Linked DNA regions of Homo sapiens: region 2 is linked to region 1. A link is an interaction called in ENCODE POLR2A ChIA-PET data of the cell type or tissue named here. Cell type or tissue: endothelial cell of umbilical vein. All regions are shown on one strand. Links, peaks and the distances in the headings refer to the core of each region. The heading gives the core; the rest is flanking DNA.

Region 1 (13,093 bases), core at 5,139-7,638:
AGTCAAAGGCCTTCTGTATGTATGTCCAGTTTAAACTTTTCATTTCTGAAGAGAATTTATATTTCCCATTCCTTTCTCTTACAAAGAGAATTGATTCATCTCTTCATGAGCTGGAGTGTCTCTCCCATCTCTTAAAAAAGTCCATGTTTATACTTCACAAAAGTGGAGCTGATATTGAGTATACTGTATTTAATCCAATGTTTTCCTAATGGACACTGTGATTTTCAGTTTCCTTAATGTTTGCAGATGTTCTCCTGAAATCATAACTTCAAAAATCAGCTTCTTTGCTTTTCATGATCACTGGGGAAGGAGACACTGACGTTTATAAATGGCCTGGAGCTTTTTGGCTAAATGCAGTGACATAACTGCATTGCATCTACTTGCTCAAAAAGTCATCACATATTTCTGATAAAAAAAAAAAACAGGAGTATTCAAACTTTTCCTCAAAGCTTACAGGAAGCAGAAAGTACTACATAAAATCAAGTAGAAGATATCCACCTGAAATTATCACTCTCAAACTACTATATTTCATATCTGAGAACAGAAAATAATAATCTTTTTTATACATAAAAATTTATGTTCACACAAAAACCTGCATACGGGTATTTAAAGTCGCTTTATTCATAATTGCCAAAACTTGGGGGTGATGAAGATGTCCTTCAATAGGTGAAAGGATGAACAAACTGTGATATATCTAAAATATTATTCAATGATAAACAGAAATGAACTTTCAAGCCATAAAAGACATGGAGAAAACTTTAATGCACATTGCTAAGTAGAGGAAGCCAATCTGAAATGACTGCATACTGGTGATTCCAATATCATTCTGGAAAAGGCAAAACTATGGAGACAGTAAAAAGATCAGTGGTTTCCAGGGGTTGAGGGAGACAGGGATGAATAGGAGGAGCATAGCAGATTTTTAGGGCAGTGAGAGTACTCCATATGATACTATAATGGAGGATACATGTCGTTATACATTTGTCAAAACCCATAGAATGTACAACACAAAAAGTGAACCCTAATGTTAACTATGAACTTCAGTTAAGAATAATGTGTCAATATTGGCACATAAATTGTAACACATATGCCACAATATTATAAAATGTTAATAACAGGGAAAAGTGGTGGGGGAGTTGAGGGAATACATGGTAACTCTCTAAACACACTGCTCAATTTTTCTGTAAACCTAAAACTGCTCTAAGAAATATAGCCTATTAATTTAAGAAAAAAAAATATATATACACACATACATACATACACATGAACTTTAAAATGATATTCAGGAGAAATATATTGCTGTATTATAATAAAAACTAATCAATTTATTTGCTAAGTTATTCCAAAGCATCAAATCTGAAAGGCTGCTAAATAGTATCTCTGTGCTTTTTGTATAGTACTGAATGTACTGCTGTTCTGTAACCATTTCAGAGGCGCAGGACACTGTAGGTAACAGATACATCAGGATGGAAGGGAAAAGGAAGAGAGTGGTAAGAGAGAAAGTTAGATTTAACAGAGATTAAAAAAACTATTTTTCATAGCAAGAAGATTGAACACACATCAGGCAGGATCCACATTGAGGTGGAGCCTCTGGACTCCCACAGTCAGAAGATCTAAGTTCCCGCTCTAGCTTTCCAGTATACTAGTTTGATACCATGGGTAACTTACCTAACTATTCAAAGCTTCAATTGACTCATCTCTCTTTTTAACAGGATAAATAATTACTGCCTTATTATCTTATCTGTGAAAGTATTTTACAAATTGCAAAGTGCTACATGAATATCATATGTTATTATCGTGTTCAATTCTAATTGTCCAATAGTTATTTGGTAGAAGAAGATAGTCTAAGCCAAAAAAATTCTTAAGCTTTAACAGATTATGAAATGTATGAGTATTGAAAGTTTCTCTATCAATTGGGTTTTAGGGCTAAACCAAACCTTTCATTACAAACTTAATTTGTCTTTTAGTGAACTACCTGTATCCTTATTATTGTTATTAAGAACTTCTGACCATACAGCATACAGCGGGCACTGACTGAGGCAGAGCTGAACTATTTGTAGATCATTGTTTTTCATTTCTTCTTCTTAAAACTTCGAAATGAAAATTAAAGTAAATTCCAAAAGACAATGCAAAGGTGAAAAGTCTGGGTCAGTAAAAACTAACAAAAAGTGAATGTCTATAATGTCTGGTAATGAAATGAAGTGATTCAGAGAAAGTATAAAACAATGTTTGAAAAAAATAACTATCTACCCATAGGGAAAGAAAAAATAAATCTCAATGCCTTCTTCATACTATACACAAAAAATGATTTGAAATATTAGGGCTAATACTATGAAGTTTCTAAAATAAAACATAGAAGAATATCTACATCACTTGAGGATAGACAAAGATTTTATAGGCAGTACACAGAAAGCAACAATTATGAAAGAAAAAAACAATAAATTAGAATTCATCAAAACTAAAAAGTGTCTGATTATCAAAAGATACTGTTAATAAAAATGAGTAGGCAAACCACATATCTGGCAGAAAATATTCCAAATACATATATCTGCCAAAGAACTGGTATTTAGGGCACTGAAATAATTCCTACAACTCCCTAACAAAAAAACAAACAACCTAATTTTTACAATAGGTAAAAGGCTGGAATATATACTTCACAAAGGAAGAGATAAAAATAGCCAATGAGTATGTGAAAAACTGTTCACCATCATTCATTTTTCAGAGAAATTCAAATTAAAGTATCCACACACAAACCAAGAATGACTGAAATTTTTACATGGACAACACCAAAATTTGGCAAAAATGCAGAGCAACCAAAAGCCTCATTTTTGGTAGGAATGTATAATAGTATAACCACTTTGAAATAAATGTTAATTGTTTCTTATATAACAAAATATACACCAATCCTATTGTATTAGTCCATTCTCATGCTGCTATGAAGAAATGCCCAAGACTGGGTACTTTATAAAGGAAAGAGATTTAACTGACTCACAGTTCCACATGGGTGGGGAGGCCTCAGGAAACTTACAATCATGGTGGAAGGGAAGCAAACACATCCTTCTTCACATGGCAACAGGAGAAAGAAATGTTGAGTGAAGTGGGGGAAAGCCCCTTAAAAAGCTATCAGATCATGTGAGAACTTGCTCATTATCATGAAAACAGCATGGGGGAACAACTCCCATAATCTAATCATCTCCCACAGGGTCCTGCCTCCAACACATAAGGATTACAATTCGGATTAAAATTCAAGATGAGATTTTGGGTGGGGATACAGGCAAACTGTATCATTCTGCCCCGGCCCCTCCCAAATCTCATGTCCTCACATTTCAAAACACAACCATGCCTTTCCAACAGTCTCCCAAAGTCTTAACTCATTCCAGCATTAACCAAAAGTCCAAGTCCAAAGTCTCATCTGAGACAAGGCAAGTCCCTTCCACCTATGAGCCTGTAAAATCAAAAGCAAGTTAGTTCCTTCCTAGATACAACGGAGGTACAGACTTTGGGTAAATACACCTGTTGCAAATGGGAGAAATTGGCCAAAATTGGCCAAAATTAAGTGAAATCTTAAAGCTCCAAAATGATCTCTTCTGACTCCATGTCTCACATCCATGTCACACTGATGTAAGAGGTGGACTCCCACAGTCTTGGGCAGCTCCACTGCTGTGGCTTTGCAGGGTACAGCCCGCCTCCCAGCTGCCTTCACAGTGTGGCATTGAGTGTCTCTGGCTTTTTCAGGTGCATGGTGCAAGTTGTTGGTTGATCCACCATTCTGGGGTCTGGAGGACAGTGACCCTCTTCTCATAGCTCCACTAGTCAGTGCCCCAGTGGGGACTCTGTGTGGGGCCCCAACCCCACATTTCCCTTCCACACTGCCCTAGCAGATGTTCCCCATGAGGGCTCCACCCCTGCAAAAAACTTCTGCCTGGACATCCAGACATTTCACTACATCCTCTGAAATTTAGGTGAAGGTTCTCATACCTCAATTCTTGACTTCTGTGCACCTGCAGGCCCAACACCACATGTAAGCTGCCAAGGCCTGGGGCTTGCACCCTCTGAAGCAACAGCTTGAGCATTATGTTGGCCCCTTTTAGCCATGGCTGGCACACAGGGCACCAACTCCAGAAACTGCATAAAGCAGCAAGGCCCTGGGCCTGGCCATTTTTTCTTTCTAGGCCTCTGGGCCTGTTATGAGAGGGGCTGCTGTGAAGACCTCTGACATGCCCTGAAGACATTTTCCCCATTGTCTTGGTGATTAACATTTGGCTTATTACTACTTATGCAAATTTCTGCAACCAGCTTGAATTTCTTCTCAGAAAATGGGTTTTCTTTTCTATCACATTGTCAGGCTGCAAATTTTCTAAACTTTTATGCTGTGCTTCCCTTTTAAACATAACTTTCAATTCCAAACCATATCCTTGTGAATATATAAATCTGAACACTTTTAACAGCACCCAAGTCACCTCTTGAATGCTTTGCAGCTTAGAAATTTCTTCCATCAGATACCCTAAATCATCTCTCTCAAGTTCAAAATTCCACAGATCTCTAGGGCAGGGACAAAATGCCACCAGTCTGTTTGCTAAGACATAGTGAGTCACCTTTATTCCAGTTCCCACAAGATCCTCATCTCCATGTGAGACCTCCTCAGCCTGGACTTCATTGTCCATATCACTATCAGCATTTTGGTCAAAAACATTCAACAAGTATCTAGGAAGTTCTGAACTTTCCCACATCTTCCTGTCTTCTTCGGGGCCCTCCAAACCTTTCCAACCTCTGCCTGTTACCCAGTTCCAAAGTTGCTTCCACATTTTTGGGTATCTTTACAGCAATGCCCTACTCCTTGGTACCAATTTGCTGTATTAGTCCATTCTCATGCTGCTGTGGAGAAATATCCAAGACTGAAGAGTTTATAAAGGAAAGAGATTTAAATTATTCACAGTTCTGCATGGCTGGGGAGGCCTCAGGAAACTTACAATCATGGTGGAAGGGGGAGCAAACACATCCTTCTTCACATGGCATCGGGATAGAGAAGTGCTCTCTCTCAAGTTCAAAATTCCACAAAATTCCACTTAAACGTGGGAAAGCCCCTTATTAAGCCACAGATCTCATGAGAACTTGCTCACTATCATAAGAACAGCATGGGGGAACCACCCCCCATGATCTAATCTCCCCCCATGAGGTCCCACACCCGACATATGGGGATTATAACTCAGGATGAAATTTTGGGTGGGGACACAGCCAAACCATATCACCTATGACCCAGCAATTTCCTCCTAGGTATTCCTGTAAGCATATATCCACAGAAAGATTTATGTTCAATGCCAGAGCAACTTTATTCATAATAACTTAAAAATGAAAACAACCCAAGTATCCATCAATAGAAAAATAAACAAATGGCCATATAATGGAATCAAAAGGAAATTACTAATTCATGCAACAACATGGATGAATCTCAATGGGCTGAGTGAAAGAAGCATTACACAAAAGAGCACATACTATTCTATTTATATAAAGTCCTAGGAAAGTGAAAATAATCTATGAGTTTAAAAATGGTTCAAAGAGTGGTCACATACTAGAATGGGAAGTATCTGGGAAGGAGTATAAGAGAACTTTCTGGGGTGATAATACCCTAAAACTTAAGAGAGGTTGGGGTTAGTGTGTATTAGTCAAAAGTCACCAAGTAGTACATATAAGATTTATGCATTTCACTCTGTAAATTTCACCTTTAAGAAAGTAAACAAATATTGAGCTCTAGTTAATGATACTCATACTGAAATATCTAGAGGGAATTGCACTGATGTCTTCAACTTATGAAATACATTTAAAGGATTAGATGGTTAAGCTAGGCATGGTGGCTCACACCTGTAATCCCAGCACTTTGGGAGGCCAAAGTAGGCAGATCACTCGAGCCCAGGAGTTCAAGATTAGCCTGGGCAACGATATCTTGTCTCTACGAAAATTACAAAGAAATTAGCCGGGCATGGTGGCACGTGCCTATAGTTCCAGCTACTCCGGAGGCTGAGGTGGGAGGATCATCTGAACCCAGGGAGATCGAGTACGCAGTGAGGTGTAATCACACCACTGCACCTCAGCCTGGGTGACAAAGTGAGACCCTGTCTCAAAAAAAAAAAAAAAAAAAAAAAAAAAAAAGATGGTTACAGAGATAGACACATAATAAAGCAAACATAATAAAATGTTAACTGTAGAACTAAGCTGTGAGAATATGAGTGTTTACGACATCATTCTTTCACTTTTCTGTTTAAAATGTTTTCATAAAATCTTAGAAAAACATTATTGTGTGCCGAAGAAATGTAGTTGGAAGGAATATGGGAGAGCTTCCAGAAGTGATATAAATCACCAGGCTTCATAGCAGACCTCCCCTTGACCTCACTCCTAGCTTCACAGAATAGCACAAGCTGTCTCCTATAAATTATGCTTTGGGCAATGTTTCCCCACCTCCTATAAAAAGCTCTCTCAGTAGTTCAATGCTTTGTCTAAAATACTCCATAGAAATTCATTCTTTTAAGTTACATTTAACCCTTTTATACCTTGTAGTCTATTCAAATTCAATTGCCAGAGTCCCATTTCCAGCATGAAGAGTGAGGGGCTACACAGATCCACCCCCAAGAGAAATGGGCAAAAATCATTTTGAAAACAATCATTTAAAGCTCTGGAAATGGTCCTAGGGGCACATGACTAATGAAGAAACATTTGCTTAGGAAAATCTACTACAACTAGGTAAAAAAAAAAAAAAGTGAAAATCAGTGGTTCTAACCAGGGCAATTGGGCAAGAAAAGGAAATAAAAGGCAGCCAAATTGGAAAAGATGTAAAACTACATCTGTCTACAGATGACATGAGCTTGTATCTAGGAAAGCCTAACCTAAGGAATCCACTTTAAAACTATTTGAACTAATAAACAAGTTCAGCAGGGTTGCAGGATATAAAACTGATATACAAAAATCAGTTGTATGCCTGTATGATAGCAATGAACAATCAAAAAATGAACATAAGAAAACAAGTATGTATGCAAAAGCATCAAAAAGATTAAAATGCTTAGGAATAAACCTAAGTCTCCCAAAATGCAAAACATACTCTGAGAACCAAAAAATTATTTTAAAAAATAAAGACCTAAATAAATGGAAAAACGTCCCATATTTATAGACTGGAACATTTAACACTGTTGAGATGGCATTATCTCCAAACTGATTTACACATTCAATGCAATGTTATCAGAATACATGCTGACTTCTTTGTAGAAACTGACAACCTTACTATAAAATTTATGTGGAATTGCAAGGGACCTAGAATAGCCAAAGTAATCTTTAAAAACAACAAAGATGGTGAATTCATGCCTAATTTCAAAACATACTAAAAGCAAAGACTACAGAACTGGCACATGAATAGACATATAAATCAATGGAATACAATTGAGAGTCCAGAAATAAATCATGTGTCATGGTCAAGTGATTTTCAGCAAGAGTGCTAATATCACTCAGTGGAAAAGAATAGCCTTTTCGACAAATGGTGCTTGGAGAACTGGATAGCCACATGCAAACTAATAAATTTAGATCCTTACATCATATACAAAAAAAAATCAACTCAAAATAGATGAAAAACTTAAACGTACACACCAAAACTATAAAACTCTTAGAAAGAAATACAGGAATAAATCTTTATGACCTCAGGTTCAGCAATGGATTCTTAGTTATGACACCAAAGGCTCAAAAAAATAGATAAATTGGACTTCATCAAAATAAAAAACTTTTGTGCATGAAAGATACCATCAAGAAAGTGAAAAACAACCTACAGAATGGGATAAAATATTTTCAAATCATTTATCTGATAAGGGATTTATAGCCAGAATAAATAAATTACAGCTCAATAATAAAAAGACAAATAACATAATTTAAAAATGGGCAAAGTTCTGAACAGACATTTTCAAAGGAAGATATACAAATGATAAATAAGCATATGAAAAGTTGAACGTTATTAATCATTAGGGAAATGTAAATCAAAATCACAATGAGACATCATTTCAAACCTATAAGAATGGTTATACTTTTTTTAAAAAAAAGGAAAACATTGCTGGCAAAGATATGACTAAATCAGAACCCCCATACACTGCTGGTGGGATATAACACAGTACAATCACTTTGGAAATTAGTCTGGCAGTTCCTCATGTAGTTATAAAGTTACTATATGACCCAGAAATTCTACTCCTAGATAAATACCTAAGAGAAATGCAAACAATGTAAATGCCCATTGACTGACAAATGTGATCTATCCATACACTAAAATATTATTGGACCATAAAAAGGAATAAAGTACTGATACATGTACAACATGGATGAACTTTGAAAATAATATGCAAAGTGAAAGAAGCCAGTCACAAAAGACCATATATTATACGATCTTATTTTATGATATATCCAGAATACACAATTCTGTAAAGACAGAAAGTAGATTAGCGTTTACTTAGGCCTGGGAAGAGGGGGAAGGGAGATAAAAGGATAAAAGGATGATAGCTAAAGGGTCACATGTTTCTTTTTGAGGTGATAAAAATGTTCTTAAACTGACTGTGGTGATTTGGTATATCTGTGAATATACTAAAAAGCCACTTAATTTTGTAGTATGAATGGGTAAATTGTATCAAACTTGAATTACATCCCAATAAAAGCTGTAAAAAATGCAATTCCCTCTGGAAAGGGAATGCATGCTTAATCCAATGGCTTTTCAATTAGGAGCTATCTGACAAGAAGGTTCAACTAACTAACTTGGAATAACAGGATTCAGAATGGTTACATGTTCTGAAGCATTTGCACAGCTCAGAAAGGAGAAACCTAGATAGGACACTGTAGGCAGAAGAGAGAAGAGCAAAATCAGCATGACCTCCAGGCAAAGAGGTACTAAGGAAGGTAAAATTCCATCACTGATAAATACTGCATACTTCACTACTTGGCCTGTAACTAAACAGTTCAGAATTCCCATCCTTGTCAAATAAGGATATTATAGCCTTTGGTAACTTCTGAAGAGAGCTTTCTATTTTGAGAAGATGTACAAATGGGCTCTCTTCTAGCAGAAATAACCTGCCCTGGAAACTAGTGGTGGAAGGGAAAAATGTTATAATATTCTGAAGAAAATGCCAGCATTTAACCTGTCTTTAATCCTTCTACTAGATCTCCAGCTGTGTCTTATCTAAAACTTAGGAATCCAGAAATCCAGCATGGAATTATCTTTTTTTAGTGTAATATATTTTCCTTTCAGAATTGTGGAGCCCAAAGCATATGGAATAGTCCATTTTGGTGCAATAAGGCAAGAAAAAGAAATATAAGGCATAGAAATTGTTAAGTAGTATAACCATATTTGTAGATGAAATAATTATCTATGTAGAAAGCCCTAAGGAATATACCCAAAAAAGCTACTAGAACTGGTAAGTGAGTTCAGCAAAGTTGCAGGATAAAAGGCCAATATACAAAAATCAGTTGTATTTCTATATACTAGCAAGGAATAATCAGAAATTACATTTTTTAAAATATCACTAATAATAGATGAAAAAATGTGAAATCCTTATAAATAAATCTGATAAAAGATATGCAAGATCCATACACTAAACATTGGTTATATGTTCCTTCCATTCAATCAATAACATTGTCATTTATTTGGGATCTACAATGGCCCTAGAACTCTTAGCCAAATTCACTAAAACCTTTAAATATATTTTATATTATTATTATTCCCATTTCAAGGGTGAGGAAACTAAGATTTTAACAAATTGAATAATATTCCTAAAAACAAACAGCCAATAAACTTGTATCTCAGACTCAGATTTGCATAGCCCTGTGGCTCAAATATTGCATGGGACATACGTACACTAAAAAGATTATTTGTTGTCTATTTGAAATTGAAATTTAACTGGGTGTCCTGCATTTTTATATGCTAAATCTGGTAACCATATATATCAGTCAAGTATGGGCTGTGGATGGCTTCACTCCCTAGGACTCTAAACTTGTATAGTAAGTTTTAAACAAATGAAACTATACCCAGCGTTTGGGTCCTGAAACCTTCCATGGGCTGTTTCCCACTCTGATTCATTGGAAAATGCCAACTCATTCTTCGAAATCCAGGTTAACTAACTTCTATCACCCCAGGCATGGATGGCCATTCCCACTTGTGTCCTTCCCACATATACACTTTGTACAAACCTTTACTATTGCACACTCTACAGTGTTTTAATTATTGTGGTTAATACTATACCTGGTAGAATCAGTATAAATAAGATTTCATGTGTAAATTAACAAATGAATAAATGAATGAATAAAAATCAGAAAACATTCCTGAAAGAAACTGAAGATGACCTAAATAAATGGAGGGATATATCATGTTCATAGATCAGAAGACTCAATATAGGTTGAACATCCCTAATCCAAAAATCCAAAATGCTCCAAAATATGAAACTTTTTGAGTGCCAGCATGATACCACAAGTAGCAAATTCCACACCTGACCTCTTTTGATGGGTGACAGTCAAAATGCAGGCTCACTAGACAAGAGTACCCAAGGGAAAAAAGACTCTCCCAGCTCCCTTCAGCTGTGTTATATCTTTTCTGCCCATGTCCAGATTACTCCACCAAGCATACCTACAAGGGGTCATAAAATGGCACCCATGCAGACCAGACACACGAACAACAGTAATAAATAAAGTATGTTGTACAATAACCTTTAATCGAAACACAGAATTGTAGAAAGAAACTAGAAGCCTGCCATTGTTTGTTGTTACTGTTGTTTAACAGCTGAGGCAGGTATTCTGGTGATGCCACTGTTCTGTTTAGTACCCTGAACACATTCTTCTTCACTGTACTAACAGTATAGCATATTTTTTACTGTGAAGTACTGATATGTAAGTAAGTGTAAGAAAATTATTGTTTTTTTGTAGAATGTAAATTCAGAGTCAGGGACGATGATGATGCCAAACAACTACAGACTGTCCACGTGGGTGCCTGAAATAGTGACACCTTTGCTTTCTGATGGTTAAATGTACAAAAACTTATTTCGTGCACAAAATTATCAAAAATATGGTATAAAATTACTTCAGATAAGTGTATAAGGTGTATACGAAACATAACTGAATTCTGTGTATAGATTTCAGTCTCATTCTCAAGATATCTCATGTCTATGCAAATATTCACAAATCCAGGAAAATCTGAAACCCACAACACTTCTGGTCCCAAGCATTTTGGATAAGAAATAGTCAATCTGTATTAAGATGGCAATTCTCCCCAAACTGATCTATAGAATGAAACACAATCCAAATCAAAATTTCAGCAGCCCTTTTGTAAAAATTGGTAAGCTGATTCTAATATTTATATGGAATATAAAAGACTGCATAACCAAACAAATTTGAAAAAAAAACAGAGGTTGGAGGACTTGACTATCTGATTCAAGACCTATAATAAAGCTTACAGTAAATAAGACACTATGGTATTGGCATAAAAATAGACAAATAAGTGGAACAGAATGAAGAGGGCAGAAATAGATCCACCATATATAAACACTGATTTTCAACAAAGGTGCAAAGCCAAGAAAGGATAATCTTTTTTTAACAAATGGTATTGGAACAATTAGCTATGCATATAAAAATATTAACTTTGATCCATATGTCATAATCAAAAATTAAAGAAGATTACAGTTTTAAGTCTAGAACCTAAAAACTGTAAAAATTCTACAGGAAAAGACTGAGAAAGAAAAAACTTTGTGATCTTGGGTTAGCAAACTAAGATCAAAAACTAAAAGGATGCTCCCCCAAAAAGCCTGATAAATTTGACTTTATCAAATGTTAAAACTTCTGCTCCTTAAAATACATCATCAAGAAAATAGAAAAGGCAAGCTACAGATTGCAAGAAAAATGTATGCAAAATATATGTTTGACAAAGAACTTAAATTTAGAACACATTAAGAACTATTACAACTCAATAATAGACAAGCAACCCATTTTTTAATGGGCAAAATATTCAAATAGACTCCTCACTAAAAAAAGATATATAAATGACAGATAATTATGTAAAAAAAATGCTCAAAATTGTTAGTCATAAGTGGTTAGGAAAATGCAAATTAATACCACAATAAGATATACATCCACTGGAATGGCTAAAGTTAAAAAAGACCAACTATACCAAGTGTTGAGAGGATGTGAAGAAAACGGAATCCTACTACACTGTTGGTGATACAGTCATATTGGAAAACTTGACAATTTACTGGAAAGTTAAACGTATACCTATCACGTGACCCAGACGTTCCACTATTATTACTCAATAGAAATGAAAATATGTTCACAGAAAAACTTGTACCCAAATGACCATAATTTCTTTTCTTGTAATCAGTAATAACTAAAAACAACCCAAATATCCCATATTGTGGTATATCCGTAATATAGAATACTACCCAACAATAAAAGCTAACAAACTATTGATACACAAAACACATGCATAAATTTCAAAATAATTACACTGAGTAAAAGAAACCAGACCAAAAAAAGAGTATATACCAAAGAGTATATTCCATTTATATATAAAAGTATAGAAAATGCAAACTAATACATAGCGATAGAAAGCAAATTCATGGTTGCCTCAGTATTGGGGTAAGGAGAGGTAGTGAGGGAGGTGGGCATTATAAATGGTCATGAAGAAATGTTTAAGAGTGATTGATAGGTTTATTATCTTAACTATAATGATGGTTTCAAGGGTAAATTCGTCAAAACTAATGAAATGGTATACTTTAAATATATGCAGGCTGTATTTCATTAAAATATACCTCAATAAAGCTATATTTTAAAAAGTCCAACAACGAATATTTTTTTTAAAAAAGAGAGGGGCATCCTAGTATGCTGTTTAATTTTACAAAACATTAGGTTAAATATAGTTGTGTCTTGCTTAGAAACACTTTTCAAATTTGTTACAACAACTAGCAATTGATACCAAATTCTCTATGAAGGAAAAATTGAGCAAACCATTAGACTGAATTAGCTTGGTAGAAAGAGCTAAGATCCTTAATTGGATATTGAATAACTCCCTCCCTCTAAATTGCAAACATTTGGTGTTAAGGGC
Region 2 (17,540 bases), core at 8,015-10,514, 220 kb after region 1:
ACCAAAGGTGGAAAAAGAGTGGAAAGGCCTTTTAACACAAAATATTGAGTCATCTTCTCTAAAAATGGTTCAAGGTGGGAGCTTTTTCTCTCTCCAGCATCCTCCCAAATGCATTCCAAAAAGATGCAGCAACACCCCCGAAGAACACACGGCTTACATATGGGATTACTTCATTTCAAAGACTGAAGGCAAGGATATTGCCTTCATTGTACATGGTTATGGAGGCTTGGTTTTTATGGACTTGCTTGTTCGTAGAAGGTGGGAAGTGATGAGCAAAGTATATGCTGTTGCACTTATCGACTCTGAACATCACGTAGGACACCAGCTGGGAAGTGATGTACAATTATTAGCATGGATAAAGCACCACTGCCGTGAATGGGTGACAAGTCCTAAGCCTTTGGATAAACCTGCAGCTACTGTTTTCAAAAAGGAATTTCCTATGGTTTCTGCTGGCACAGAAAAGTACATCTTAGCCCCTTCCTCTAGCCTTCAGTCAATTTTTAAGTACTTTAAAAAAGCTTTAAAAGCCAGAACAACCATTAATTTCTCTCGAATGCCAATAGTGACTAGAAGCTCCACAAAAAGAAAGCAAAGTGCTTAAACTACTTTTGTCATCTAAGATTTTTTTGTCCTTCTGCAACTTTGCTAATACAGATTCTGGAAGAAAAAAGAACACTTTCAACTCACACACAATATGATGTTCTGGCTTGAGGTTTGATTTGTTACTTTTTATTATTTGGTTTTTATGAGGCAGGGTCTGACTTTGCTGCCCAGGGTGGTATGGAAATCTGGCCTCAAGCGAACCTCCCACCTCAGCCTCCCAAAGTGCTGAGATTATAGGCATTAGCCACTGCACATGGCCATGGCCAGGTTTGTTGCTTTTTTTTTTTTGGAGGAGGAGGAGGAGGAGTCTCTGTCACCCAGGTTGGAGTGCAGTGGCACCATCTCAGCTCACTGCAACCTCCACCTCCTGGTTTCAAGCAGTTCTCCTGCCTCAGCCTCCCAAGTAGCTGGGACTACAGGCACATGCCACCACGCCCAGCTAATTTTTGTATTTTTACTAGAGACGGGCTGTTCGCCAGGCTGGTCTAGGACTCTTGACCTCAGGTGATCCACCCACCTTGGCCTCCCAAAGTGCTGGGCTTACAGGCATAAGCCACTGCACCTGGCCATTTTGTTGCTTTTTTGAAAAGTGAACATATTCTCTCTTTTGTAGCCTGTTGATGAACTGGGAATTCAGTGTCATCATTAATATTTTACAGTGTTAGTTAAGTGTGAAGATCTTTCTTTTAAAAAGCTGTGGTTTGATATAATGACAACAAAATGGCAATTGATAAAAATTAGATATTGAATCAATCTTTGATTTCTATAATAATACCATAGTAAAATTAAAAGTGAACATAAAAATTAAACATCATAAGCAAACTGCATTCTTTGTGTGTTTATGTTTTTTGTTAAAATTTGTTGTACTCCCTGTTCACCAGGTCTGAAGAAAAATAAATTTTAAATAAATTTGTTGGTCTTGTGCATATGTTCACTCACATCTTCAACTAATATCTGAGTGCTTACTATGTGCCAGTCAAGACTAGGTGTTTGGGACACCGTAGCAAACAACCCCAACATTGCCTTTCTCTTTACAGAGTTTACAATGGCTGAGAAATTACAAACGTGAAGAGTGTTAAATAGTAAAGGAGACTGGGCGCGGTGTCTCATACCTGTAATCCCAGCACTTTGGGAGGCTGAGGTGGGCGGATCATCTGAGGTCAGGAGTTTGAGATCAGCCTGGCCAACATGGTGAAACCCCATCTCTACTAAAAATACAAAAATTAGCCAAGCATGGTGGCAAGCGCCTGTAATCCCAGCTACTTGGGAGGCTGAGGCAGGAGAATCACGTGAATCTGGGAGGCAAAAGTTGCAGTGAGCCAAGATCGTGCCACTCCACTTCAACCTGGACGACAAGAGTGAAACTCCATCTTAAAAAAAAAAAAAAAAAAAAAAAAAAAGGAAAGGGTGCCATGGAATATCTACCATGAGAGCTAACCAGCCTTGGGGTTCAGGGAATATTTCCCAAAGAAAATGATGCTTAGTTTGAAGAACAATAGTAGTTGGCTAGGGGAACAAAGTCACAGGCAAATGAACAGCCTATGCAAAGGTGTTCAGGCAGGAGAAAGAAGGCTAGCTCAGCTACAGCTGAAAGACTGAGAAGGAATAGCATGTTCAGAAATAAATTATTTATGACACTTGTTGATACAGTTTAGATTTGGATATTTGTTCCTACCCAAATCTCATGTTGAATTGTAATACCCAGTGCTGGATGTGAGGCCCTGTAGGAGGTGTTTGGGTCATGGGGGCAGATCCCTCATAGCTTGGTGCTGTCTTCACAATAGTGAGTTCTAGTGAGATCTGGTCATTTGAAAATGTGTGGTGCCTCCCCCACCCTCTCTCTCTCTTGCTCCTGCTCTGCCATGTGAGTGGCCTGCTCCCCTTCACCTTCTACCATGAATAAAAGCTCCCTGAGGCCTTCCCAGAAGCCAAGCAGTTGTTAGTGCCATGTTGCCTGTATAGCCTCCAAAACCATAAGCCAATTAAACCCCTATTCTTTATAAATTACCCAGTCTCAGGTATTTCTTTATAGCATGCAAGAACACCCTAACACAGAAAATTAGTCCCAAGGAGAAAGATGTTGCTAGAAAGATACCTGAAAATGTGGAAGCAGCTTTGGAACTGGGTAATGGGCAGAGGTTGGAATGGTTTGCAGGGCTCAAAAGAAGATAAGAAGATGAGGGAAAGCTTGTAATTTCGTAGAGACCAGTTAAATGGTAGTGACCAAAATGCTGATAGTGATATGGACAGTGAAGACCAGGCTGACGAGGTCTTAGATGGAAATGTGGAACTTAGGGACTGGAGCAAAGTTCACACATGTTATGCCTTAGCAAAGAGCTTGGCTGCATTGTGCCACTGCCCTAGGTTCTGTGGAAGTTTGAACGTGAGAGTGATGATTTAGGTATCTGGCAGAAAAAGTTTCTACACAGCAAAGCATTCAAGATGTCGCCTGGCTACTTCTAACAGCCTACATTCAAATGTGGGAGCAAAGAAATGACTCAAATTTAAAATTTATATTTAAGCAGGAAGCAGAGCGTGAATGTTTGGAAAATTTGCAAACTGCCCATGAGGTAGAAAAAAGGCTTTTTCAGGAGAGGAATTCAAGTGAGCTGTAGAGTAACCCCTTGCTAGAGATATTTGCATAACTGAAAGGGAGCTAAGTGCTAATATCCAAGGCAGTGGGAAAAGTCCTTGAGGACAGACATTTCAGAGACATTTGAGGCAGCCCATCCCATTACAGGCCCAGAGGCCTAGGAAGGAAGAATGGTTTCATGGGTCAGACCAAGGGCCCCAGTGCCCTGTGCAGCCTCAGACACTGCTTCCCACATCCCAGCTACTCAAGCTCTAGCTAGGACTCAAAGGGGCCCAGGTTCAGCTCAGGCCACAGCTCCACAGGGTGCAGGCCATAAGCCTTGGGGGCTTCAACATGATGGTAAGCCTGTGGGTGCACAGAGTGCAAGAGTTGAGGCTTGGCAGCCTCTGCCTGGATTTCAGAGGATACATGAAAAAGCCTGAGTGGTTAGGCATGGTGGCTCACACCTGTAATCCTAGCACTTTGGGAGGCCAAAGTAGGTGGATCACTTGAGCCTAGGAGTTCAAGACCAGCCTGGGCAACATGGCAAAACTCCATCTCCACAAAAAATACAAAAATTAGCCAGGCATGATGGCACACACCTGTAGTCCCACCTACTCAGGAAGATGAGTTGGGAAGACTGAGCCTGGAATGCCTAGGCCCACAGTGAGCCATGATGGTGCCACTGCACTCCAGCCTGGGCAACAGAGTGAGACCCTGTCTTAAAAAAAAAAAAAAAAAAAAGCCGAGTGTCTAGACAGAAGCTTGCTATAGGGGCAGAGCCCTCACAGAGAACTGCTCCTAGTACAGTGCCAAGGGGAAATGTGGGGTTGGAGGCCCAACACAGAGTTTCTACTGGGGCACTGCCTAGTGAAAGCTGTGAGAAGGGGACCACCATCCTCCAGACCCCAGAGTGGTAGAGCCACTGGCAGCTTGCAACCTGTACCTAGAAAAGCTCCTGGCTGTCAACAACCTGTGAGAACAGTTGTAGGGGCTAGATCCTGCAAAGCCACAGGAGTGGAGCTGCCCAAGGCCTTAGGATCCCACCCCTTATACTAATGTGCTCTGGATGTGGGACATAGAGTCAAAGGAGGTTGTTTTTGGAGCTCTAAAATTTAATGACTGCCCTGCTAGGTTTCAAGCTTGTATAGGGCCTGTAGCCCCTTTCTTTTGGCTGATTTCTCCCTTTTGGAATGGGAATATTTACCCAATGCCTATACCTCCATTGTATCTTGGAAGTAACTAACTTCTTTTTTATTTTATAGGTTCATACATGGAAGGAACTTGCCTTGCCTCAGATGAGACTCTGGACTTTTGAGTTAATGCTGGAATGAGTTAAGATTTGGGGGGACTGTTGGAAAGGCATGATTGTATTTTGCAAAGTGATGAGGACATGAGATTTGGGCCACGGGCAGAATGATAAAGTTTGGATATTTGTCCCTGCCCAAATTTCATGTTGAATTGTAATCCCCAATGCTGGAGGTGGGACCTGGTGGGAGGTGTTTGGGTCATGGGGGCAGATTCCTGATGGCTTGGTGCCATCTTCATGATAGTGAGTTTTCAAAAAATCTGGTCATTTACAAGTGTGTGGTACTCTCCTTACCTTGCTTGCCCCTGCTCTTACCACGTGAGATGCCTGTTCCCCCCTCACCTTCTTCCATGATTGTAAGCTTCCTGAGGCCTCTCCAGAAGTAGATGCTGATGCTATGCTTCCTGTACAGCCTGCAGAACTGTGAGCCAATTAAACTTATTTTCTTATATATTACCCAGTCTTGGGTATTTCCTTATAGCAATGCAAGAATGGCCTAATATACTTGTTGAAGACAGTAAGGAAGATCTTATACAAGGACTACTGCAGTGAGGAATTTGCAGTAGGAGAGAAAGATCAGGCTCAACTCTGAATACAAGGACTAGTGGAGATTTATAGCCAAGGAGCAAGGTGGGGTCAGTGGATGAAAAATTACTAAAAGAAAATATCAGGGCTATGTGATGGTTAATACTGAGTGTCAACTTGATTGGATTAAAGGATACAAAGTTTTGATCTTGCGTGTGTCTGTGAGGGTGTTGCCAAAAGAGATTAACATTTGAGTCAGTGGACTGGGGAAAACAGATCCACCCTTAATCTGGTGGGCACTATCTAATCAGCTTCCAGCGAATATAAAGCAGGCAGAAAAACATGAAAAAAGAGAGATGGGCCTAGCCTCACAGCCTACATCTTTCTCGTGTGCTGGATGCTTCCTGCCCTTGAACATCGGTTCCAGGTTCTTCAGTTTTGGGACTCAGACTGGCTCTCCTTGCTCCTCAGCTCGCAGACAGCCTATTGTGGGACCTTGTGATCATGTAAATTAATACTTAATAAACTTCCCTCACCCCCCCACCCCCGCCCCCCCCCCACACACACACATGTCCTATTAGTTCTGTCTCTCTAAGAAAACCCTGACTAATACAGGCTAAGAGAGATTCTTGCTAAGGCAGGCCAGGGTGATAAGATATCATGCATGGAGGGTGAGGAATTTGATCAGATATCAAAGGTTTTCAGCTATCAAGGATGGAGATTTTCACTAAAATGACTCAAGAGGATTCCTTTTTTTTTTTTCCTTTTCTTGAGACTGGGTCTCACTCTCACCCATGCTGAAATGCAGTGGTACAATTATGGCTCACTGCAGCCTTGACCTCCTAAGCCTCATGTGACTTTCACACCTCAGCTTTTTGAGTGGCTGGGACTACAGGCAAGTGCCACCAAAACCTCACTATTTTTAAAACTTTTTGTAGAGATGAGGTCTTGCTCTGTTGCCCAGGCTGGTCACAAACTCCTGGGCTCAAGCAATTCTCCTGCCTTGGCCTCCCACAGTGCTGGGATTACAGGCATGAGCCACTGTGCCCAGCCCTAACAGGATTCTTGCTAAAACTGGACTAAGCAGGCTAACTGAAACTATTAGGTTGGTGCAAAAGTTATTGTATTTTTTGCCATTTAAATGGCAAAAAAAAAAAAAAATGAAGTAGCTCAACTCAGTTGTGGTTATAAGATTATATTGCTCTGGGAGTGCTATAGACTAAATATTTGTGTCCCCTTCTCTCCCCACCAACAAAATTCATATGTTGAAACCTAATCTTTAATATGATAGTATCTGGAGGTAGGGTGTGATTAGGGGAGGTTATTAGTTCATAAGGCCTCCACCCTCATGAATGGGGTTAGTATTCTTATAAAAGAGGGCCCAGAGAGCTGTCTTGCCCCATCTGCCATGTGAAGACACAGTGAAGAGATGGCCATCTGTGAACCAGGAAGTAGACCCAGACATTTGCTGGTGCCTTGACTTGAACTTTCCAGCCTCCAGAACTGTGAGAAATAAATTTCTGGGTTTTGTGTGTGTGTGTGTTGGGGTTTTGTTTTTTGATTTTGTTTTTTGAGATGGAGTCTCACTCTATCACCCAGGCTGGAGTGCAGTGGTGCGATTTTGGCTCACTGCAACCTCTGCCACCTGAGTTCAAGCGATTCTCCTGCCCCAGCCTCCCAAGTAGCAGGGATTATAGGTGCCTGCCATCGCACCTGACTAATTTTTGTATTTTTAGTAGGGACGGGGTTTCACCATCTTGGCCAGGCTGGTCTTGAACCCCTGACCTTGTGATCCACCCACCTCGGCCTCCCAAAGTGCTGGGATTACAGGTGTGAGCCACCATGCCTGGCCAAACTTCTGTTGTTTACAAGCCACCTAGTCTGTGGTATTTTTGCTAAAGTAACGATTCTTTGCTTGGCCAAACTTTACTCAGGCTCCTGAACCTTGCTCTAGGCCCACTGTGCACTTCCTTGTAAAATCCAATTTTAGTAAAGAACCCTGCTAAGTCAGTTTAGCAAGAATCCCTCACCCTTAATGCCAGATCACCCTCAATACCTGATCAGGTTTCTCATCCTCTACCACCCACAAGTGATGCCTGATCACCCTGGCCTATCCTCAGCAAAAATCCTGTTAGGTTGGTTTGGCCATAATCCTCCTTATCCTTGATGTTTCCTCTTAGGAAATTTTCATCTATTGACCCCACCCTACTACTTGGCTATAAATTCCTACTTGCTAATATTGTGGTGCCATTGCTGTGGTCCCTATACCTATTGCATGGTCTTGAATAAAGTCTTCCTCACCATGCTTTAACAAGTATCATTGAAGAATTTTTTCAACAATTTCAGCCCAAATAGACCAAAGCAGAATGTTTATCTTGTCATTTCAAAATATTTCATGTTTTGATAAACAGCTCTGTATATTTAGAAACAGTTTTTCTATGCAAAACATCATCATTTTTGCTCCAGACAGGAAATGCTTGTGTTGAAAACACAGCTTATTTTAAGCTTTCTCTCCTAGTCCCTTATTATTCCCTTACTCTGACTTCTGATATTGATCTATCTTTGCAGCTTGAAGTCAATAAAGAACATCTCTGCTTTTTTGGCTGTCAACTGAAAACCAGGGATGTATGCTGACAGAGACTGATATGGGAGGCCTTTAGGGAAATCCTAAAACCTCTGATATCACCATGTAATGATTTTTTTTGCTTTCTTGTGGAAAATGTTGGAGATAATTGATCAATTGATCATTGTTCTTAAGCAAGGCACACGAAAATTGGTGTATTACTTTCCAATACTAGACCAAATATAGCTCAACAAAAAAGGAGAACATGTTATTGAAGCAGCTGCATTGTCTGAGACATCACCTGAGATTCTTTGTCTCATGGCCATGAAAATCAAGGACACAGACACACAGAGGGTGAGGTTGGAGCAGAAGTTTAACAGGTGAAAGGAAAAGAACAGCTCTCTGTCACAGAGAGGGATCCCAAATGGGTTGCTGTGCTGCAGTAAAATGTAAGGGTTTTATAAATGAGCTAGTGGGGAGGGGGTATCTTATCTACATAGGGCATGAAAAACCAGTTAGAACCAGGTGTCCCATCTGCATAGAGCAGAGACTCTGGCAGCCTCCACCCCCCTCCTTTATCATGCAGTTGGGCTCTTAGCTTGGGCTACTCCACACTGCTTATCTCCTTCCACCATGCATATGCTAAAAAGCAGAGGGGGAGTTTCTGTGCCTGGTCGCAGGTACCTCATTGTAACTGCAGGCATCCGCCACCCTGCGCAAGCTTCCAGTTTCCCTATATTAGTGTCCCCCAAAAAGGGAAAGGAATGTGCTCATTAAGGCCCACTGTCTTTACTGGGACCCATTGTATGTATATGAAGTTTGGTGATTACCCAGGAAACTCTCCCTCCGTGTCAGAGTTGCTTATCTATTTTTATAGCCCAATCTTCTAGGCTGTTTCTATTAGAAGTGATTTCTTTGAACTTCACGTGGTTAGAAAGGAAGTAATTTCTGAGCTGCTTTTTGTTAGAAGAAAAGTTTCTGTCAGGGACTCTTTTACCCTAACTACCTAAATAATTTCTATCTCCTCTATCATTATTTTTACAGATTTGCTATGGGAAGTCTCATTAACTGGAAATTACACTTATTTGCTTTTCAATGTTTCTTCAAAAGCAATGGTTCTCTAAATTTAGAATGCATCAGTATAACCTGGAAGTCTTGTTAAGACAAAGATTGCTGGGGCCCACTGTCAGCATTTCTGATTCAGTAAAATCAGTAGGTGAAGGCCAAAAATTTCCACTTCTAACCAGTTCCTAAGTGATGGTGATGCTGCTGGTCCAAGGACCACATTTCATGAACCACTGTTAGAAAGACTAAGAATGCACTGGGCATGGTGGCTCACACCTGTAATCCTAACATTTTGGGAGGCCAAGGTGGGTGGATCACTTGAGGTCAGGAATTAGAGACCAGCCTGGCCAACATGGTGAAACCCTGTCTCTACTAAAAATACAAAAATTAACTGGAAATCACTTGAACCCAGGAGGCAGAGGTTGCGGTGAGCTGAGATCGTGCCACTGCACTCCAGCCTGGGATACAGAGCAAGACTCCATCTTAAAAAAAACAGAAAAGAAAAGAAATGATAAGAATGGCTTGTAAAGGAAAAGAAAAATCTCAGGATGCCCAAACTCATTATGCCAAGGGGAGAGTTAAGCCTGGGAAATGAGTCATGCAACATTGCCATCCTTTTTCCCCAAACAGATAACTGTTACTTTGAAACCCTGTGTCAAACCACATCCCCACAGACAAAAGGCTTCATGCCTCTCCAAAGGGCTGCCCTCACAAATTGTTTACAAGGAAACTTTGGTGGCTCCTAAATCTTTCAGGACATATATCCTTCTATAAAATAAGCACTTACCAATTGTTACCATAGGTCTGCAACCTGTTTAACTTTTAAAACTAAGATATGTTAAATCTCACATTGACAATGTCAGTTACAAGTTTATCTTCACAGGTCGGAACAAGGACAAGATGAGATCAATCATTCTTCTGCCTACATTGAAACGACTGTATAATTGACTCTTTATTCCCTTTTCTTTGAATGTTCACATTATCTTATGTAAAATGTAGATTACTGGGTACTAACTGGAACCTCACAAGAATGTAATCATTTGCCTCACTTCCTACCCTCCCCCACCCCCACCCCACCTCCACATTTTCCTGAATGTTCTCTCCTCCTTAAAGAAAAATGTAAATACTGAGCTTCCTGAAAACCTCTTTGGAGAGCACAGGCCACAGATGCCTCTTTGACTTGGGATTTTCCCAGGGGCATCCTCAAACTCTGGCTCAATAAACTTCAACTGATTGAGACTCCTGCCTCAGTCTTTCATTTCAGTTGACAGGCTAGGGAGGTAATGTTAAAGAAAAAAATAATCAATGATACTTAATAAAGCATGGTAAGGAAGACTATTCAGGACTGTGCAATCAGGATAGGGACTATAGTAGTGTGATTTTACAGTGAGGAAGAAAGTTGGTCTCAACTGTAAACAGCATGGGCAAGTGGGAATTTATAGCCAAGGAGTGGAGTGTCAGTGACAGAAAGTTCTCTGGAGGACAGGATAAAGGGGATTATGTCTAAACCTAACACAATTCTTGCTGAAAACAGGCCAGTGTGATCAAACATCAACTGGGGAATGATGGAAGATGAGGAACTTGATCATATATTTGCCAGGTGAGGTGTCAGAGCCCCAGCATCAGAAACTGGTCGACTCACAGGTTGGTAAGAAGAATTTACTGACAACAGAATAGGTTTGAAAAGGAAAATTTTATCAGATAGAAAGAACACTGCAGAAGAGTGCAGTAGGTTGCCTCAGAAAGAGAGGACTGCCACAGTGCAGACATGGTGGATTTTTCCTTAGGGATATCTATGGAACTTAAAGTGGAAGCTTAAGGGTAATTTGGACCATATTAGCCACATAGGTCATGATAGATGATTACATTTGTAGACATTTTGGTGCCTTGATGTCAGTGAGGGCTGTACAACAAGTTTTGACATGCATACATTCCAGAGATGTATAGAAATTCTAGTTACTTACAGTTTTCTTAAGCCTCGTACCAGATGCCTGCTTTAGATAATAGGGAAGTCTATTTCCGAATTCCTCAGATAAGGAGTTTTGTGCTTGATGGTCACCAGGCGATCTTTGCTGTCCTCATTTCCCCCCAATAAATATCTTGGTCAAGTCTTTGACCTTTTGTGTTCCCCCATGCTCATGTCTATCTGCTGCCTATTAGGGTCTCAAGAAAGGAAAAACAGCACAGTGAAAATGGACGTCGAGTCTGTCTGGCTACTTTCTGCTGAAAGGGGACATTGAAGGGATAAGTTGTGTTTTTCTCCTTCTTGCTCTCTGTCATTAGGCGATGAAGGGTCATGAAAAACTTGTTCACAGGGCAGGCACAGGGGTCGCAGAGGAATGAGATTTCATTAAGAGGCCTCGTGTAAATGGAAGTTGCTGTTGCAGGCCAGTACTGGGATTGCATAGTCATCTATAAATAGAATCGTTGTAATCTGGAACATATAAACTTAATGAGAGCATTAAAAAGGCAGGGACCAAATATTAAAGGAAGATTGAAAAGGAGCAAAGGTCCAAGGAATGGGAGAAGCCAAGTTATTTTTGGAAAATAATCAGTAAAGGTTTTGACTCAGTCTTGGTTTCTTCAAAAAAGTGTGTGTGTAGCCATTTGGCTTCTTTGAAAATTCCTTGGACATTAGTTTCTACTTCTCCAGACACATTAATGTAGGTGCAACAGGTTTTCTTTATGACAGCACAGACTCCTCCTTGTTCAGCTAGAATTTAAACCAGAGTTCATTTATTATCAAAAACCATTCCTATTAGTCAGTTTAAAGACTTTTCTAGTGCCGATAGACTTGTGCCAGTTTTTGCTAAGGCTATTTCAAGGGAGGCATTAAATTCTCATGGTTATGATTTCATGGTAAGTAAAACCTGCCAAGGGGTGAGAGTTGTGATAGTTCCCACAACTCCAGCCACAATAACTCCTAGGGCACTTTTTCTTCTAGAATGCAGTTCTAGTTTGGAAGTTATGTTCAAGACAGTGAATTCAGTGGGAGCCATTGTTCCCAGAGTACAATCACTATAATGAAGAGAATTATCAAGGTGGGATAGGGCCACAGCTTGAAAAGGGTTTAAATAAGTATTAGCAGTGCCATAAAGCCATAAGAGTTCAGGAAGGGCAGATAATATAGTTTGAGGCTTCTTGGACTAAGAGGGCCATGGCTGCTAAGGCTCTTAAGCCAGGGGCCATCCCTGGGATACTAGATCAAAAGTTCTTGAAAAATATGCTACAAGGCACTTAGAGGACCCCAGATCTTGGGATAAGGCTCCCAAAGATATTCCTCTTCATTCATACACATACAAAAAGAAAGGCTTAGTCAGATCTGGTAGGGATAAGGCCAGAGCTCAGATTAAAGTTTGTTTTACAGTGTTTAGAGGGAGCATTCTTTTAGTTTACACTGGAGTCTGTGTCCCCCTAAAAAATTGTTTAGAGCATACTTCATATCAATAGTCCAGCATAGAGGTTTTTCCTCAGTTCCCTGAGAGCTTCCTATAAAGGTTTTGTTAGTACTCCAAAGGAAGGAATTCATATACTGCAAAACCCGGCCATACCCAAGAAGGACCAAAGCTGTTGTTTATTTACTGGGGTTGTCACGTGTAAGATAAGATCTTTATGAACACTAGGGAGGCTCTTTGTAACAGGGGTTAAAATAAGACTCCAAAATTGAATTATCTGTATGCATATTTGTGCCTTAGAAGGAGATACTTTGTACCTACAATCAACAAGTTCTTTTAGTACTAATACCGTATTTTGGTCTGAAACAGCATTGTTAGGACTACAGATTAGTAGGTCGTCCACATACTGGAATAGATTGCTATCTGGGAGAAGCTGCAGGGTATACAGGTCTTTAGCTAGGACATGTCCAAAAGAGTAGAGACTCTCTGAATTGCTAGGGTAAAAAGTGTCTGAGTTAACTGTTGATAATTTGAGTATCTGGGTCTTGCCATTCAAAACCAAACAAAAATTGGCTACCTGGGTTTCCAAATATGCAGAAAAAGGCATCCTTAGGATCAAGTAGAGTAAACCAAGCTGTGGTGGAGGGAATGTGTCCAAAAAGAGCCCAAGGGTTTAGGACAATAGGATGAATAGGAATAACAGCTTCATTAATAATCATAAGGTCGTGTATTAGTCAATAGGAGCCATTGGTTTTCTATACAGCTAAAATAAGAGTGTTGCAAGGTGAATTGCATGGGCATAATAATCCATGGGTTAAAAATTTTGTTATTAGGGGCTTTAACCATTTTTGTGCTTCAGGTTTCAAGGGGTATTGAGGGTTTCCAGGGAACTTATTGGGATTTTTAAGCTGAATAATGATGGGAGCAGCTGATATTGAATGGACAGGAATAGACGTATTCCAAAACTCAAATGGCATTTGTTTTAAAATGTAAGGTTTTATTTATTTATTTATTTATTTATTTATTTATTTATTTATTTATTTATTTTCGAGACAGGAGTCTTGATCTGTCACCCAGGCTGGTGTGCAGTGGCGCAGTCTCAGCTCACTGCAACCTCCACCTCCCAGGTTCAAGTGATTCTCCCGCCTCAGCCTCCCGAATAGCTGGGAATACAGGGATTGTGCCACCATGCCTGGCAAATTTTTTGTATTTTAGTGGAGACAGGGTTTCACCATGTTGCCCAGGCTGGCCTCGAACTCCTGACCTCAGGTGATCCACCCGTCTTGGCCTCCCAAAATGCTGGGATCACAGGCATAAGCCACCATGCCCAGCCAGAATGTACAGTTTTATCGACTGCAGGAGCTCTTTTTGTGAAGTGTGAGTTAATACAGCCAGAAGGTGGGGCCTTGTCTATAAATTAGCTTGTAATTATAAATTAACTTGAGTTAAGTCACAACCTAATAATGGAACAGGACAGCTTGGCAGGATGAAAAAGAAGTGGGTAAAGGAAAAGCCTTCCGTTATTCAAGGGAGTAGTGGCATGAAACAGGTTTGTTGGGGTTTTCTATCAGTACCCGTGAGGAAAATGGAGGACTGGCATATCGGGCCACAGTAAACATTTAAAGCTGAATAACTGGCTCCTGTATCTATGAGGAACATTATCTCCTGTTCAGCCACAATCAGATTTACCCAAGGCTTGTCTGTAGAGATGGAAATGATAGGAGCCTGGATGGCCTCAAGGACCTATCAGTCATCTAGAGGATGACTTTCAGAGGCTTGATCAGAATCCTGGAAAAGAGTTAGAGGTGTTGTCTTTGCCTTTGCCCTTGCCCTTGTCCTCGTTCTGCAGGACCTCTTTGTCAGATGGGTTGGCGAGGTTGTGGGTGTGATAGCCTAGAAGGAAGAGGTGGCCCCCAATCATGAGGGAGAGAGAGGCACTCACTCTTCCAGTGACCCTCTTGTTTGCAATGAGGATAGGGTCCCATGGATGGCTTGTAACCCAGAGGTTTAGAATGTTCTCTATTCCAGTGTCCTGGATTCCTGCCAAAATGACAGGGCCCCATTCTGTTAGTATTATAGGGATAAGCCTTGCAGTTATCAGCTAATGAAAAATGATATGCCAATGCTGTTGCCATATAATCAGCTTGGTGGCAGCATTTTTCCTCCTGCTATTGGGCCTTTCTTATTTTTGATGTTTCCTCCCAGCTATTGAAAACCATAAATGCTGCATTTAATAAAGTAGGAAAGTGGCCAGGTGCGGTGGCTCATGCCTGTAATCCTAGCACTTTGGGAAGCCGAGGCAGGCAGATCACAAGGTCAAAAGATCGAGACCATCATGGCCAACATGGTGAAACCCTGTCTCTACTAAAAATACAAAAGTTAGCTGGGTGTGGTGGCACCTGTAGTCCCAGCTACTCAGGAGGCTGAGGCAGGCTTCACTTGAACCCAGGTGGTGGTTGCAGTGAGCCAAGATTGCGCCACTGCACTCCAGCCTGGCGACAGAGCGAAACTCCATCTCAAAGTAAGTTGGATTCCTAGGTATTTTATTCTCTTTGTAGCAATTGTGAATGGGAGTTCACTCATGATTTGACTCTCTGTTTGTCTGTTAATGGTGTATAGGAATGCTTGTGATTTTTGCACATGGATTTTGTATCCTGAGAGTTTGCTGAAGTTGCTTCTAAGCTTAAGGAGATTTTGGGCTGAGATGATGCAGTTTTCTAAATATACAATCATGTCACGGGCAAACAGAGACAATTTGACTTCCTCTTTTCCTACTTGAATACCCTTTATTTCTTTCTCTTGCCTGATTTCCCTGGCCAAAACTTCTAACAATATGTTGAATAGGAGTGGTGAGAGAGGGCATCCCTGTCTTGTGCCAGTTTTCAAAGGAAATGCTTCCAGTTTTTGCCCATTCAGTATGATATTGGCTGTGGGTTTGTCATAAATAGCTCTTATTACTTTGAGATACATCCCATCAATACCTAATTTATTGAGAGTTTTTAGCATGAAGGGCTGTTGAATTTTGTCAAAGGCCTTTTCTGCATCTATTGAGATAATCATGTGGTTTTTGTCTTTGGTTCTGTTTATATGCTGGATTATGTTTATTGATTTGCGTGTGTTGAACCAGCCTTGCATCCCAGGGATGAAGCCCACTTGATCATGGTGGATAAGCTTTTTGATGTGCTGCTGGATTCGGTTTGCCAGTATTTTATTGAGGATTTTTGCATCGATGATCACCAGGGATATTGATCTAAAATTCTCTTTTTTTGTTGTGTCTCTGCCCGGCTTTGGTATCAGGATGATGCTGGCCTCATAAAATGAGTTAGGGAGGATTCCCTCTTTTTCTATTGATTGGAATAGTTTCAGAAGGAATGGTACCAGCTCCTCTTTCTACCTCTGGTAGAATTCGGCTGTGGATCCGTCTGGTCCTGGACTTTTTTTGGTTGACAGGCCATTAATTATTGCCTTAATTTCAGAGCCTGTTAATGGTCTATTCAGGGATTCAACTTCTTCCTGATTTAGTCTTGGGAGGGTGTATGTGTTGAGGAATTTATCCATTTCTTCTAGATTTTCTAGTTTATTTGCGTAGAGGTGTTTATAGTATTCTCTGATGGTAGTTTGTATTTCTGTGGGATCTGTGGTGATACCCCTTTATGATTTTTTATTGCGTCTATTTGATTCTTCTCTCTTTTCTTCTTTATTAGTCTTGCTAGCAGTCTATCAATTTTGTTAATCTTTTCAAAAAAACAGCTCCTGGATTCATTGATTTTTTGAAGGGTTTTTTGTGTCTCTATCTCCTTCAGTTCTGCTCTGATCTTAATTATTCCTTGTCTTCTGCTAGCTTTTGAATGTGTTTGCTCTTGCTTCTCCAGTTCTTTTAATTGTGATGTTAGGGTGTCAATTTTAGATCTTTCCTGCTTTCTCTTGTGGGCATTTAGTGCTATAAATTTCCCTCTACACACTGCTTTAAATGTTTCCCAGAGATTCTGGTATGTTGTGTCTTTGTTCTCATTGGTTTCAAAGAACATCTTTATTTCTGCCTTCATTTTGTTATGTACCCAGTAGTCATTCAGGAGCAGGTTGTTCAGTTTCCATGTAGTTGAGCAGTTTTGAGTGAGTTTCTTAATCCTGAGTTCTAGTTTGATGGCACTGTGGTCTGAGAGACAGTTTGTTATAATTTCTGTTCTTTTACATTTGCTGAGGAGTGCGTTACTTCCAACTATGTGGTCAATTTTGGAATAAGTGTGATGTGGTGCTGAGAAGACTGTATCTTCTTTTGATTTGGGATGGAGAGTTCTGTAGATATCTATTAGGTCTGCTTGGTGCAGAGCTGAGTTCAATTCCTGGATATCCTTGTTAACTTTCTGTCTCGTTGATCTGTCTAATGTTGACAGTGGGGTGTTAAAGTCTCCCTTTATTATCATGTGGGAGTCTAAGTCTCTTTGTAGGTCTCTAAGGACTTGTTTTATGAATCTGGGTGTTCCTGTATTGGGAGCATATATATTTAGGATAGTTAGCTCCTCTTGTTGATTTGATCCCCTTACTATTATGTAATGGCCTTCTTTGTCTCTTGATCTTTGTTGGTTTAAAGTCTGTTTTATCAGAGACTAGGATTGTAACCCCTGCTTTTTTTTGTTTTCCATTTGTTTTGTAGATCTTCCTCCATCCCTTTATTTTGAGCCTCTGCAGGTGAGATGGGTCTCCTGTATACAGCACACTGATGGGTCTTGACTCTTTATCCAATTTGCCAGTGTATGTCTTTTAATTGGAGCATTTAGCCCATTTACATTTAAGGTTAATATTGTTATGTGTGAATTTGATCCTGTCATTATGATGTTAGCGGGTTATCTTGCCCGTTAGTTGATGCAGTTTCTTCCTATTCTCGATGGTCTTTACAATTTGGCATGTTTTTGCATTTGTTCCTGGCACCAGTTGTTCCTTTCCATGTTTAGTGCTTCCTTCAGGAGCTCTTTTAGGGCAGGCCTGGTGGTGACAAAATCTCTCAGCATTTGCTTGTCTGTAAAGGATTTTATTTCTCCTTCACTTATGAAGCTTAGTTTGGCTGGATATGAAATTCTGGGTTGAAAATTCTTTTCTTTAAGAGTGTTGAATATTGGCCTCCACTCTCTTCTGGCTTGTAGAGTTTCTGCTGAGAGATCCGCTGTTAGTCTGATGGGCTTCCCTTTGTGGGTAACCCGACCTTTCTCTCTGGGTGCCCTTAACATTTTTTCCTTCATTTCAACTTTAGTGAATCTGACAATTATGTGTCTTGGAGTTGCTCTTCTCGAGGAGTATCTTTGTGGTGTTTTCTGTATTTCCTGAATTTGAATGTTGGCCTGCCTTGCTAGGTTGGGGAAGTTCTCCTGGATAATATCCTGAAGAGTGTTTTCCGACTTGGCTTCATTTTCCCCGTCACTTTCAGGTACACCAATCAGATGTAGCTTTGGTCTTTTCACATAGTCCCATATTTCTTGGAGGCTTCGTTCATTTCTTTTTACTCTTTTTTCT

What was found. ChIA-PET counts read pairs that join two places held together with the same protein. Peaks named below come from ENCODE experiments on the same cell type or tissue, not always from the same donor. Only the 100,000 strongest peaks of a DNase experiment are listed, where the experiment ranks them.
Region 2: POLR2A ChIA-PET joins it to region 1 with 9 read pairs; 1 of 35 experiments calls an interaction of 5 or more read pairs at or near these places.

What each region holds. Positions count from the first base shown.
Region 1 is chr3:101,304,446-101,317,538 of GRCh38, forward strand. All of the region lies in intron 2 of IMPG2 (interphotoreceptor matrix proteoglycan 2), which reads right to left. Among named protein-coding and RNA genes, the nearest start is that of IMPG2, 9.6 kb to the right of the region's middle. In endothelial cell of umbilical vein, for the core only: no CTCF peak of the experiment used is centred there; DNase peaks (open chromatin) are centred at 5,326, 6,356 and 7,446.
Region 2 is chr3:101,522,379-101,539,918 of GRCh38, forward strand. It overlaps the pseudogene ARB2BP. Among named protein-coding and RNA genes, the nearest start is that of SENP7, 18 kb to the left of the region's middle. RefSeq lists a cis regulatory region at 7,892-8,440. In endothelial cell of umbilical vein, for the core only: no CTCF peak of the experiment used is centred there; DNase peaks (open chromatin) are centred at 9,373 and 9,893; H3K27ac peaks cover 1,781 bases.